Linked DNA regions of Mus musculus: region 2 is linked to region 1. The links are chromatin loops, found by intact Hi-C in ENCODE. Cell type or tissue: heart. All regions are shown on one strand. Links, peaks and the distances in the headings refer to the core of each region. The heading gives the core; the rest is flanking DNA.

The links. Peaks named below come from ENCODE experiments on the same cell type or tissue, not always from the same donor. Only the 100,000 strongest peaks of a DNase experiment are listed, where the experiment ranks them.
Region 2: a loop joins it to region 1, with 2.6 times the contacts of the local background. A loop is called at or near these places in 3 of 42 quality-filtered maps.

Annotation. Positions count from the first base shown.
Region 1 is chr10:79,849,004-79,856,683 of GRCm38, reverse strand. Ptbp1 (polypyrimidine tract binding protein 1) reads right to left here and starts at 2,252. Exons shown (of 14, transcript NM_001077363.2): 1 at 1,963-2,252; 2 at 150-180. The coding sequence starts at 1,970. It overlaps E130317F20Rik (RIKEN cDNA E130317F20 gene), which reads left to right and starts at 1,713. Exons shown (of 1, transcript NR_029447.1): 1 at 1,713-5,307. In heart, for the core only: no CTCF peak of the experiment used is centred there; DNase peaks (open chromatin) are centred at 1,443, 1,563, 2,263, 3,113 and 3 weaker places; H3K4me3 peaks cover 5,000 bases; H3K27ac peaks cover 4,918 bases.
Region 2 is chr10:80,141,369-80,147,669 of GRCm38, reverse strand. Atp5d (ATP synthase, H+ transporting, mitochondrial F1 complex, delta subunit) reads right to left here and starts at 5,355. Exons shown (of 4, transcript NM_025313.2): 1 at 5,064-5,355; 2 at 3,685-3,838; 3 at 2,363-2,451; 4 at 1,852-2,247. The coding sequence starts at 5,204. The coding sequence ends at 2,125. It also overlaps a transcript of Midn not described here. In heart, for the core only: CTCF peaks have their summits at 2,043 (motif pointing left) and 4,330 (motif pointing left); DNase peaks (open chromatin) are centred at 249, 999, 1,569, 2,269 and 2 weaker places; H3K4me3 peaks cover 3,881 bases; H3K27ac peaks cover 2,523 bases.

The DNA.
Region 1 (7,680 bases), core at 1-5,000:
CAAAACTCTTGGACGGCAGGTCTACATGCATCCATGCTATCTTCCGCCTCCGAGTCTTTGTAGACCCTGGACTAAGGCAGGCTCCTCTGCAATAAGCAAGCCTTTACTCTGACTACAATGGGGTACAATGCCAAGCTAGAGACACCTACCTTTGTACCGACTGCTATGTCTGGGACGATGCTGTGGAGAGAAAAGTAGACATCAGCACTGTGTGGCCTGTAGGGCCCTCTGCCAGTCCGGCTTAGAAAGGCAGGGAAGTGAGCCATCCATTGAGTCTCAACTTGAAAGAGGGCCATCATTGTCCTTGAAGACCCTCCCTTCTTCCACACAGGACCCAGACCCTGCCTTTCAACACATTAAATCCAGTTTTAGTACAGGAAAAAAAAAAAAAGAAAAGGAAAGAAAAAAAGCCCAGTTTTTATAAAGCATACCAGTGACCTGGGTCAAAACTCAACTCCTGAGCATCCTACAACGCCAGGGAGCCTGAAATATAGGTAAGGAGCAGCCCAAGACAGTGCTTCCTGATGGGGGCTGGGAGCTCCTCCAGGGCCACACTGCTGATGGCAGGCAAAGTGGCCTTGTTACCATTTACAAACCAACAGAGCTGCCGGGATACACCCTAGGTTACTGATCAACCCCAGCCCCTCGTGACTGCACCCTGCCGCCTCACACCTAGCCTGCTTACAGGCAGCAGCAAGCCTACCACAGCTGGCAGGTTACCAAATGGCTCTCAGGGGTCTGCCTCGTGAAGGGATTCCACCAGAAGTGGTGGCTGGGGTATGTGTAACCCTCTGCTTGGTTTACTGTTTTCAAAGAATCTTTTGCGACATTTCTCTGCACTCCCTTCTAGAACTCACTTCGATCTGCCTATCTCTGGCAGGATTAAAGGTGTGCACCACCACACCCCGCTCAAAGATCCTCGGTAAGTTGCTCAAAGGAGGCAACTGGAGACTCCTGTCTGTCATCTCAGCACTTAGAAGGCTGAGGCAGGAGGACTGCCATAGGTACTCAGCTTGAAGCTAGGCCAAACTACTTTTCAGAATCGTGTTAAAAGGAAAGCCGCTTACTAAGCCTGGTGACTCAAAGCACTAGGGAGGTTAAGGTGGGGAAAATCAGGAATTCAAGGCCAGTCCTTATCCAAAAGCCAAACAAAAAGTTTCAACAAAAAAGTCGGGGCCTGGTGACGCAGGCCTTTAGTCCCATCACTACGCAAGCAGAGGCAAGCGCAAGCAGATCTTTCAGACCAGCCTACAATGAGATCCGGTCTCCAAAACAAACCGAAAACTACAAAAAGTTGCCAGTGGAGGGGGCATCCGGGAAGCATGTGGGAGATACGGATGCCAGGCCGGCGCCCACACCGGAGACCGAACTGAACCTCACTCTGGCCCACCCGCCCCTCCAATGGGGGGCCCTGGAGGCCTCCTCCGGACACCTCCCCCCAGGCGGGAAGGGCGGGCGCGTTCGGCACAGGTCCGCGCGCGTGCCCGCACCAGGGCGCGCGCCCTACTACGCGCGCGCACCCGGGGTCGCATGCGGCGTGCGAAGCGACATTGCTCGGGGCACAGGGCGAGCCGGCCGGATTGGAGCACGGCAGGCGGGAAGGATCGCAGCGGCCGAGCCGCTCCGAGTGAGCGCGTCTCACCGGAGGGAGCGCGCGTGCACGCGGAGGGCGGGAGGGGGGCGCTGGGTTCCTCCGGATGAACCGCGCGGGCACCGGAAGTGCGCTGGGCGAGGGGCTTAAGGGGAGCCGAAAGCTGGGTGCGGTCGCCCTAAGCCAACCGGCTTCCTTAAGGGCCTCAGACGCCCGGGATTCCGAGCGCGCCACGCGGAACGAGGCCACACGCACGCGCCCATTGCAGCGGTTAGAGGGATCGGCGGGGGCCAAAAGTCCACGCGCGCGGCAGCGATGGCTGGGACGGAGTGGTGAGCGGAGCGGCGTGCGAGGGGCGCGGCAGGACTTACCCGTCCATGGCACACGGAAGAGACCCGCGGGGAACGGAGCGGAGGCGCAGGAATAGCAGAAACCGACCCAACGGCTCCGAGTTATAGACTCACAAGATGGCGGAGACGCCCGCACACGTCCCCCGCGCGCGATCCTCATTGGTTCCCGCTGCGGTCTGTGGGCGTGGTCAACCCCGCCTGCCCCCGCCAGGGCCTTCTATTGGTCAAAAGGTTACTCCAAGGGCGAAACGCATCCAGACAGCAGACAGCTGTTGGGCGGGACGGCCGTCAGTCAAGACGGAAGACGGAAACGGCCGGTGGGGGAGGGGGAGGGAGTGAATGAGTAGACGCACGTGATACCATCTGAGCCAATGAGCGAGCCTTTGTTCGACCCGTGGGACGCCATCTTGAGAGTGGGTACGTGGCGGGTCAGACGCAGAGAAGCGTGCATTCTGGAGGTTGCCTCCATATTGCAAGCAGGCACTGGAAGCCGTTAGCCTCCAACGTGAGAGTAAAGCAAGCTGCTTCGCCATCTTAGAAGCGGGCAGAAAACCCCGTATTGCCCTAGCTTGCTTGTGGTCACGTGGCCAGAATTTGGCCTTTCAACCGAGTTTCTCCTGGACTAGATCGCAACGAGGTGGAGGCCACGTGCTTCATAGACGCAGTCGCGACTAGATTGTGAATCATCTCTTTCCGTCTTTTGTCTACCCACAGCAGCCAAGCTCCATCTGTGTCGCAGGGATGGGGAAACCGAGGAAAGGAGCCGCAGTGTGGCTGGTTCTGCCTAAAGCTGGGGAAACGAGGCTACAAACTCAGCAGCCGCAGAATCCACTGGAGGGACGAAACTCCGCCCTCTTGTACCTTCACCCCAGCAGCCAGGATTCTGCCTTCCAGTCCTGGGGTATCACAAAGCAAGACGGGTTCTCCAAGGCCTAGTGCAGGCTATAAAACAGATCCTTTGGTAGGACTCCCAAAGGCACAAACTATCCGGATTCTTGTCTGCCTGGTTATCTGCTAAAAAAAAAAAAAAAGCCAGGCAAGGGGGAAAAGTTTCTCCTCCGCCCTGCACGGGAGGTGAGCCCAGAGCACTGGCCTCCCTTTTCTGTAATACAGGGCTCGTGGGAGGCGGGGCAAAGGGGCTGGCGGCTATACTGGTTTCCTTGCAGATCTGGCCAGGGGCCCAACAGCCTTGGAGCCCCAACGCGGGCTTGGTGCCAGAGGATTCCAGCCTGGATTAGGGGCGGCTGCCGATTTCCATGGAGGCCGCGCTGGGAGTGAGGTCTTTCAGGCCCCAGCCAGCCGGCACAGCAGCTAGCTTGAAGGCCCAGAATCACTAATCAGGACCGTCTCGCGGATTTAGAAAACACATACACACACACAACAAGGCATAGGATTTGAGCCCTCTGGGACTCCCATCAGGTCCTGGCTGGACCATCAGGGATAAGGTTGGCTGCCAGTTTTTGTTCTCTGGGTGGCTGGTGCCAAGCAGGAGCCCCACCCTCAGAAGCTAACCTGCACGGGTGGCTGCCAGTGAAGTTGGAGGCTGCTCATGTCCAAGAAGCACAGGTCTACACTAGCAGAGTTTGTTGAAAGCCATTTCAGAGACCTCCCAGAACCTTTCTTATGAAAACGGTTTGTGTGTAGCCCTGGCTATACCGAACTCCTGCTGGCCTCTAAGGCCCAGAGATCTGCCTCCTGAGTTAATGGCCAGCCCCACCACGCCTTGCTTCCCGGAACCACTGAATGGTCTTGTTCACCTTCAATTCCTTATCTGCTTCCTGATCCGAATCAGACCTCCATTACCCAGTGGGGAACATTTAATTCCGAATCCCAACCCCTGCGCTGCAGAGACCCAGCCTGAGGCTGGCCTCACATAGATCCACTGCCCCTGCTTCCTGAGTGCTGGAATCAAAGGTGTGTGCCACCATGCCCAGCTAGAATTGTTTTTGAGACAAATTCTCAACTTTGTGACCCAGATTGTCCTGGAATTCATATCTCAGACTGGCCAGCAGTGATTGTCCTGTTTCCGAATCCTGTGGTGAAATGACAGGTCTGTGCCTCTATGCCTAGCCAGAGTGAGTTCAAGACCAGGTTGGTCAACATAGTAAAGAGGGCAGGGGGAGGGGGAACCTCTGCTTTGAACCCCCCAAAGAGGGCCTAGGGGTGTGTCTCCGGGGTGGAACCCCAGCCTAGAATTCCCCAATGAGTTGAGTGTAGCTCAGGGGTGGAGCCCCAGCCTAGAATGCCTCAGTTAGGGGCTGGGAGTATGGCTCAGCATTAGGACACTGGCCCAGCACACAGGAGATCCTGGCTTCCTTTTTCAAAGCTGCCAGAGCATATTTTAAAAACGATTAATGTTCTGTGTTGCTGCTGTGATGCAGCGCCCACAATGGACTGCCTCTAACGTCACAGATGTGAGCCTTGCATCTGGAGCCCAGAAGTCTGAGGCCGGGCTTTGCACAGGAAGTGCCTTTTCTGTCTCCCAGATTCTGGAGCTCCAAGTGTCCGGGACTTGTGACAGAGTCCCTGTGTGTGCTTCTGTCTTCAGACTGTCTCCTACTAAATCCGGCCTGGATAATTTCAGTTTCGGGACCCTGAACTGCATCTACAAAGAACCTTTGTGGTGCTAGGGCTGGAGCTCACTCCCACCCCGCCCAACTAGACCCGTGTTTGCTGCTCACTGATCACGCCCAGGGCCCCAACCATCGCTGGTCACAGTAACCCATCTCAAGGTTGCGAATGGCTTAGGAAGCCTGCACCCCAAATGTCCTCAAGTGGGCTGGCTTTTGGGAGAGAACCATGGTTTAGTGAGCAGTCATTTTTACTGCCTCCCTGTCTCTGCAGAACACCTGTTGGGGAAGACACTGCATTGTTTAGCTCTTCCACATGGTTGGCCTGACTTTGTCTCCAGCCTGCCCAGCGCCCACCTCAGCCTTGCCAGCTGCTGCTCATGAATGATTGAGGTGAGGAGGGACAGCTCACCTGGCCTTTGTCTGAGAGGCACACTAGCCTGCTTGTTACCAGGGAAAGTGATACTCCCCTGTAGGAGGAGATGGAGGCAGGGAAGAGGGGCCCTCAGAGCCAGGGCCAAGTGAAACTCTCAGAACAATACAAGGAAGATAGACACAAGCCTCAGTTTATTCCTCTATAAAAGGGAAACAAGGCCAGTGTCTCCACCAAAGGAAATCGTCTACAGGTTGTTATTTCTTGTTTGTTTGCCTTGCTGGGGATGGAGCCCAGGACTTCAGAACTGCTGAGCCCCTGTTGTCATGGTTACTGGGGATCTAGGAAGGAACCTTAAAGGCTGAGACCCTCCTGTCTTAACCTCTCAGAAACATGACCTGACTAGCCTGGGCCACCACACCCTCCTGCTTGTGTGTGAATTATAAATTTTTGTTTGTTTCTTTGTTTTCAAGACAGGGTTTCTCTGTGTAGTCCTGGCTGTCCTAGAACTCTGTAGACCAGGCTGGCCTCGAACTCAGAAATCTGCCTGCCTCTGCCTCCCAAGTGCTGAGATTATAGGCATGCACCAGGCGTGATGGCGCACACCTTTAATCCCAGACTTGGGAGGCAGAGGTAGGCAGATTTCTGAGAGTTTGAGACCAGGCTGGTCTACCTGGGAAGATCCAGACCAGCCAGGGCTACAGAGACTCAAAACAACAACAACAAAACTCTTTTTTTAAAGTTGTATATGCATGGTGTTGTATAAGGATCCCTTCCTCGTTTCCCAAATCTCTACTGGACAGTTTAGTCCAGGGTCAGGGAGTCTGGGCTGAGGAGATCCACTGAAGGGAAGTTTCACACTTTTACCCTTCTAACCCCAGGGTTCAAGGAAGGTCCCGTGAGGTGAGTTTCGTCCCTGAGCCCCGCACAGTAGAACATGACTGCTGTGTGCCACAGTGCATGAGCCCACAGACACACGGAATAACTAGATGCTGGGAACAAAAAAATTGTTCTTGAAGATTCAGGGGAACTCAGAACTTTCAACTCTGCACCCCCAGCAAACCTCTGTTGACCACCAAGATAGAAACAACTGACAGCTAAGTCCTTTTCCTATCTGTCCATGTTTAGACCTCTCCACCCTTGTGTCACCCCCACCCCACCCCACCCCACCTCCTGATTCAGATCTGCCCATTTGTCACTCCAACCCCAGGCCAGCAGGAAAGGCCACCCAACCCTGCCACTCCCTGAAAGATCCAAGATGCCACTCCCAGAGGAGGCTTTGGAGCCACAGCCATTATCCAAGCAGGAGAAATTGGTCGGCTTAACCAGGGATACCCAGAAATGTCCTGGCATCTTGGCCATCCCTGGCATTCAGCATCTGAAGCAGCTGTGGTGGTTGCCATGGGGGGACGGGGCAGGCAGGCTCCGCAGTGTGGTTCTCTAGGTATCTGGTATGTGTGTTCAAAGAGTCAGCCTGGCTGTGACTCTGGATAGAGGGTGGACACACAATTCAGCCGTTCCTCCACAGTCACAGGCAGGAGTGAGACTCTGACACTCCAGCATGGAGGGACCTTGAGGACACCATCCTTAGTGGGAAACCTCATCACAAAAGACCAGACCACGTAGGACTCTGTGATAGGCAATGTATGCAAGGGGTTCAGAGAGAGGAAGTAGATTCACAGATGGTGGGGGTGGGAGCTGGGCACAGGAACATGGCTTCCTGTGCAGAAAGAAATGTGTACGTGATGGCTGTCCCAATGCTATGCTCGGTCTCCCTTTCTCTTTCTCCTCCTCTTTCCCTCTCCCCAGCACACCTCTATTTCTGAAGAGAGGACTGGCTTAACGTCTCTCACAGGTACTTGTATAGGAGGTGAATTCTACCTAACATTGCTTTTTTTTTTTTTTTTAATTCTTTACAACCACCTAGATGAATGAACAGGCAAAATTGCTTGCAGCACAAGCCTGCTGACCCAAGGTGTGAGGTGAAGGGAGAAGAGAGCACCCACTCCTGTATTTATCCTCTGAACACCATGGGAGCCCTGTGACATGTGACCCACACTCACCCAGTACACATACATAATTAACAAACTCCTCTCCAGTCCCACTCAAAGAAAAAGTAACTGGGCTGAAGAGATGGCCCAGTGGTTGAGAACACTAGCTGTAATGGGATCTGATTTCCTCTCTAGCATGCATTCATATACATAAAATACATAAATAAATCTTTTTGTCATTGTTGTTTTTGAGACAGGGTTTTTCTGTAAAGACCTGGCCATCCTGGAACTCACTCTGTAGATCAGGCTGGCCTTGAATTCAGAAATCCGCCTGCCTCTGCCTCCCAAGTGCTGGGATTAAAGGCGTGCGCCACCACTGCCCAGCTATTTTTTGTTTGAATTACTTTTGTGATTTTGATGATGGCGTGTGCTAGATGCATGCGTGGAAGTAACAGGACAACTCAGAGGATTCATGCTCTCCTTCCATAGTGTGCATCGTGGGATTTGAACTTAGGACATCAGGCTTGACAGCAAGCCCCTTTACCTACTGGGATACCTTGTTTTGCCTGTGCGAGTTCAGTTTTGTCTGTCCACATCCCTGACAACCAGAGACCAGGGAATGGGCTGTTCTGTGGGAAACAGGGTCTCAACAAATGTAAACTGAACCCATGAATGAATGTAGGGACTAAAACAGCAACAGGGCTCATAGAAGAGGGACATTTAGAACTAGGGCTCAGTGTGGACAGTGCTCACCAGGGTTCTATTCCCAGCACCACAGGGCCCAGCTTGGTGCTACAACCTGTCA
Region 2 (6,301 bases), core at 1-5,000, 290 kb before region 1:
AGAAGTCAGCTCAGGTCATCAGTGGGCTTGGCTGAATGTGTCTGTATCTCCAGGCCCCTCTGGGTTAATTACAAAGTACCAGACAAGCAAAGGAAGGCCTTCTGCAGCCTGGCATGTGTGATCTGTTCTCACAGCACAGATGCATCGGCACATACTGGCCCTGGCCCTGGCCTTTGGGGTGGATACTCACTCACCCACCTATGGACCAAGGAGCCAGCCCTTTGTCATTTGAGCGTGGCCAGACCCTCCATCACTTCCCTAACCTTCCATCTCCTGTCCACGTATGCGGTCTCTTGCACTTATCTGGTCTGAGCACCACCACCACCCTGGGTGCCCCTCCCAGGCCAGTTCCTTCCTAGGTCACCTTCCTCTCTGGCTGATCATTCTGGACAGGCATGCTGGGCCCCCAAGCAGACAGGCGTGCCAGACACTCCCAGTCTCCCAGGGTCATGGTCAGGCCAGAGAACACTTGGAGGCCCAGAGACTTTGAGGGATGAGCAGGAGTTTGTTCAGAAGTACAAACTGAAGCTGCGCAGTGTGGAGGTCAGAGGCAGGGTTTGCCTCTGGAGGGACCTCAGGGAAGGGATAGGTGAGGTGGGCTGGCTCTGACACCATTCAGACTGAAAGCCACTGTAATAAATGCAGGGTGCCCAGACTGCCTGCTTCCTGTCTCTTCTTCCTGTGTGGTCCTTTGTCCTTAGCATGAAGCCCAAGACTCAGTAATCTGTCCAGGCCCTGCCCTCCAGGAAGGTCCCAACCTCCAGGTTCTCAGTCCCGCCCTACTGCTCTGCTGTCCCAGGACACAGCCCAGCCAGCACAGGCTGTCCTGTCCTGAGGCCAGGCTCCAAAGCTCACACCTCCTCATAGGAGATATCTCCCTGAGTTCTGGTGGGGAAGATATGAAGGATTCACACTACAAGGTATACTAGGCCAGGCCAGGCTGCTCTGAGGGCCTCCTGTTGACATCTGTCCAGCCCGATGACCTCAGTGACCTCTGTGGCCCACACACCACTGAGCTGGGAACGTGGGGCTCTAGATGACCATGTTGTGACTTATCTTGGAATACCCCCAGGCTGCAAGTGTCGGAAGGGAAGGGTTCTAGCACACTCATGCCCAGATCAGGCACATGTGGCCATAGGGAGTCACCCACACAGGGCCCTGATACAGTGCGACAGGCCTCACTCAGGCTCTAGCCCGCCTGGTCACTGTCCAGGTGTTTCAGATGACCCAGTGATGGCAGGCTCAGACCTACTCACCACCCTCAAAGCCTCCCTGCTCCCCCTATCCCCCCATGGCACTCTACTCAGGCTGCTGAAGTGGGTTATATAAAAGGAGGGCAAGCCAGCATAATACCTGGCCATGGGGGTGGGGTGGGAAGGGGAGGGGTGGTTGTACAAAGGTATGGGGTGGTGCCAAGGCCACCCCCTACCAGGCCTCCCCACCCCACCCAGGGGCAGCTAGGGGCCTAAGTGCCTAAGGAGGTGCCAACTGGGACTGGGAAGGCAGCCAGCCAGGCTAGGGCCACCCACAGGTTGGGTGTGCCTAGGGCGGAGCCTCTGTGGGAGCAGGTGGTTCCCGATTCTTCCCAGAGCCTGTGGGGTGGGACAGGGGGGCCTGGCTGGTGGTCAGGGCGCTTTGCCTGGCCAGCAGCACTAGTCACACCCATTACTTCATGCCCTGCCCTCAACGCTTGCCCATCCCACCCATTCCAGCAGGCAGCACCCCAACAACCAGCCACCATGTTTCCTACCCAGAGTCGCCGATTGCCTCTGGGGGCCCAGCCAGACACAGGAACCCCAGGCAGGGTTGAAGAGAGCCCTAGCTTTGTGCTGTGCAGTTAGAAACAGAACACTCAGTTGGTTCCTGGTGTTTAATGGAGACAGGCTGGGTAAGTTGACGACGGTTCAGGTGGCTTTGAGGGGCAATCAAGGCCATCTCTCCAGAGGCATCGTGGGGATGCCAGATTGGGGAATCCTCCATGACCTGGCAGACAGGCACCAGGAAGCTTTAAGCCCAGCAACTGGAGCACTGCTGACCCCTGGTGGCCACTTCAGCCCACTGGGAACTTCTCATCGGCCTGGACCTGGCTCAGTTTCCCCGTGGGTGTCAGACAGTAGGTACCACCTACTCCAGGGCCTTCACTAGGGCTTCATTGGCCTCAATACGGATCTGGATCTCAGCCCGTGCTGCCTCGTCCGCCGCACCTGACAGTTCTGACTGCGCCTTCTCCAGGTTGGCCCGGGCTGCCTGCAGAGGAGTGGGCCAGTGTGAGGGACAGGCAGGGCCGGAAGCAGGAAAGCACACTCCTGTGAGCAGCACTTGCCCTGCCCTGCCCTGCCTTAGTTTCCCATCCACTGCTCACCCCCAGGTCCAGCATGTCCAGTGTCACAGCTTCTTCAGCTAGTAACTGCACAGAGGAGTCGGCATTCACAGTGACGGAGCCGCTGCTCACTGTGGAGGAGAGGGTCTGAGCAGCCTCCTTGGGCAGCCTCACCGCCCATGTGTGCTCAGGGCCACCAGCCCTCTGCCTCCCCAGGCCAATGCCCACTCTAGGCCACTTGCAGAGTGACCCTGCAAGACTGGGGCACAGGCCAAGCATGTGGATGGTGGCAAAGGATGGCCAGGCCCGGTGCACACCTGTCGCCTAGCCCCCTGGGGAGGCTGAGGTAGGGGACTGCCAGTTCAAAGCCACTCAAGACAACACAGAGAGGTCTTCCCTCAAACTAAGTGTAAAAGAGGAGCCAGGACTGAGGCTCGGTGGGTACTGTGTTTGCCTGGCATGTGCAAGATCCTGGGTTCAACCCTCAGCAAGGCAGAAACTGGGTATGCCAACATAAACCTGTCACCCCTATCACCCAGGAGGTGGAGGATCAGAAATTCAAAGTCAGCATGGCTAAGGAAACACTGCTTTAAAATCAGAAAGCAAACCGAAAAGGAAACTGAAGGGCCCCAGAGCCAGTGCAGAGAGAGTACCCACTGTGCAGAGAGAAGGAGCAGAGTTTGCGGGAAGCCAATCCTAATGGTGAGGAGTAGGGCAGGAGAGTGTCTGTGGCTCACTGGCCAGCCTGCCTCGCTAAGAATGTGGCAAACTCAGGTTCTGCCCATCTCAAAGGAACAAAGACAGAAAGAGCTTATGAAGGAGGGTGCCACCAATGTCCTTCCGTCACATGTGTGCACACATCCTTCCCACCTTCACCGCCACGCCTGCTCTGGTACTTGCCCAAACATAACCATACAGAACAACAGTGTGTGGGGGCCTGACTCGTGGACGGAGCCCGGAGCCCTCGGCTGGAATCCCCCAGCGATGACCATGGGCTGTATCCCCTGCCTAGAAAGCTCCAGGCCCTGGGTTCCATCGTGGGTATTGTTAAATAATGAGATATGAGAGAAGACAAGACACACCCCTTCATCTGGAGAAGGGGCAAGATGGAAGTCCAACCCGGAAACGTGGGTCCTTCAGACCGGCTCCCTCCTACACCAAGGCTATCTTACCCTAAAGGCTTAGCTCCTCAACCGTCATTTCTCCATGTCTTCCTGCCCAGCTATGGCGAGGTCAGCTGCTGGCTTTACTCTGTGCCCCAGATGACCACATCTTTGTCATGGCAGGCTGGGCAAGCTTCTTCCCTTTGCTTTCTCCCTGCCCTTCTCAAACCTGAACGTCTATGCATCCTGGGCCACACTCACCAAAGTACTTAGTCGTGGTGCCGTCTTCTGTGTGAACCACTACCAGCCCAGGCCGTAGGACCTGTAGTGTGGGGACATGGGATGCCAAGATGCCAAAGGCTCCAGTCAGCGTAGGCACGTCCACTTGCTTGACGTTGGCACTGTCAAAGAACACCTGCAGAGAGTGTACACCATGGGGTAGGCATTATCCCATGCCTGCTGTACAGTGGGCACAGAGAGGATGGAATTCTGATGGGACACAGACACTACCAAGAGCTGACATTAGACTCAGCTTGCTCACCTGTGAAATGTCTATGTCTAAAAGAGTGTCTAGAAGAGGTGACTGAAACAGAGGGCAATGCAGTGTAGTGCAGCGTGCTGATCCAGCCCCTGGTATGGGGTTTCTGAGAAACCCAAAGGCTGTCTCACAACCACTCAGGAAGTTGCTATGAGGTAGTCAAAAGTGTAAAACCAACCCAGGCTTACAAATAGCATGGCTGTAAGTTGGTAAAACCTTGGCTAAGGTCTATCCAATTAAGGATATTAGGTCCAGGGCTGGAGAGATGGCTCAGTGGGTAAGAGCACTTCCGAAGGTCCTGAGTTCAAATCTCAGCAACCACATGGTGGCTCACAACCACCCATAATGAGAACTGATGCCCTCTTCTGGTTTGTCTGAAAACAAACAGTTTACTTACATACAATAAATAAGTAAATCTTTAAAGAAAAAAAAAAAAAAGGATATTTGGTCCAGGCAAACCCAACAGGATGAGGAGCTTCGGTCAATCCCAGGTGACCCCAACAGTGGCCAGGCTTCTGTTCTGAGTCCAAATCTCCTTCAGGATCTGGGTCCAGGCAATTTCCAAGAGCTCCAGGTCTGGGTACTGGTGACCCCTATCTGGGCAACAGCTTGGGGACTTGGGGAATCCCCCACGGGTAGAAACTGTGAGCCATGTAAAACCCAAAGGCATTGCTCTGTGCTCCATTGTTCATCCTAGCTCCAAGTGACACCACCTAAGCCTTGAGTAGAGCCTGGGGTTCATATCAATCTCGGGTACAACACCCAAGGACAGGGCCTGAGTGACCACCACCAAGGTGTAGAGCCTAGAACACCCCAAAACAGAAGGGTTTGTGAAGGCAAAATCTGGGTTCCAGATATAGGTGATCCACCTCCCAGAGGGTGGAGTCTTATGTCCAGGTGACGCCCTTAGGGGTGGAGCATGAAGTTTCAGTGAACACTGAGGTCGAGCCCTGGGTCCAGGTGACCCCATCCAGGGGTGAGGTCTGGGGTGGGGGGAGGTTCACAGGGCCCCATGGGGATGAAACAAATGACCTAATACAAGAGAACCTCTTCCACGGGTCAGATCAGGGGCTTGACGAGTCTGGGGGATGTGAGTTCGTACCTGCGTCGGGGAGGCAAAGGTGAAGGACATCTGTCCGGGCCCGGCGGCGGGGGCAGGTGCAGCGGCGGCCTCGGCGTATGTACGCGCCTGAAGCATCAGGCGGCGCAGGCCCGGGTGACGAAGCAGTGAGGCGGGCAACATGGTGGCGGAAAAGTCAGTGGACTCTAGCTTCGCGGGCGGCCGACACACTGGGCAAGCGAGGCGGCCTTCAGGGAGGGAGAAGGACGACGCGCGGTGCCTTCTGGGAGGCGCAGTTCCCACAAGAACGCACGCGCACAGGATTCTCCGAAGGCTGCGCGATGCAGTACGCGCTGAGCATTCTGGGAGGTATACTTTCCCTTGGCCCCACCCCTTGCAGTGATGCCTAGAAGTGGGATCCTCCTATGCCGGGTGGGTCATTCTGGGAATTGTAGTTTTCTTCGCCTTCTAACAGCAAACGACTCTGGGTTCTTGGGATGCGGTTCTTTCTGCAAACGAACATATTCCCTCAGGAGGGGAATGTTTGCGCGGAAATGATATGGGCTTGATATCAGGTGCCAAGCATTCGAGGCCCAGAAGAAGCAAACCTGTAACGTGTTGGAACAGAAGAATTAAAATGTAGAGTGCGGTGACACACTCTTGCAATCCCCGCACTCGGAACAACCTATTTCCAAAAGTGCATCAAATATAGATGGGCAGTGGTGGCGCGTGCCTTTATTCCCAGCACTTGGGAGGCAGAGGCAGGCGGCTTTCTGAGTTTGAGACCAGCCTGGTCTACAGAGTGAGTTCCAGGACAGCCAACAGCCAGGATTATACAGAAAAATCCTATCTCGAAACACACACACACACACACACACACACACACACACACACACATATATATATATGCATATGCCAGGCGCAGTTAATCCCAACTCCCCGGAGGAAGACTCAAGCGGGGCTCCATGAGTTTGAGACCAACCAGGACTACATCATGAGAAGCTGCTAAATAAATAATTAAATTTCATGATGCCCGCTGCGGTGCGTGCTGGGGAGAGGTCGTGCCAGGAAAGAAGTGCACCGGATGGCGGCAGAGGGCGCGCGAAACCTGGAGATGTACTCGCTCTTCTCCGCAGTCCCCTCCCTGCGGGCCTCCGCCCCTGCGTGCCACTGACGCAGGAGCCCGTGCGCAGGCGGCCAAGGGGCCCCACTGACGCCAGTCTTGTCCGCGCAGCCTCGCTCTCGGTCATGACGTCATCACCCTGCCCCCGCACTCACGC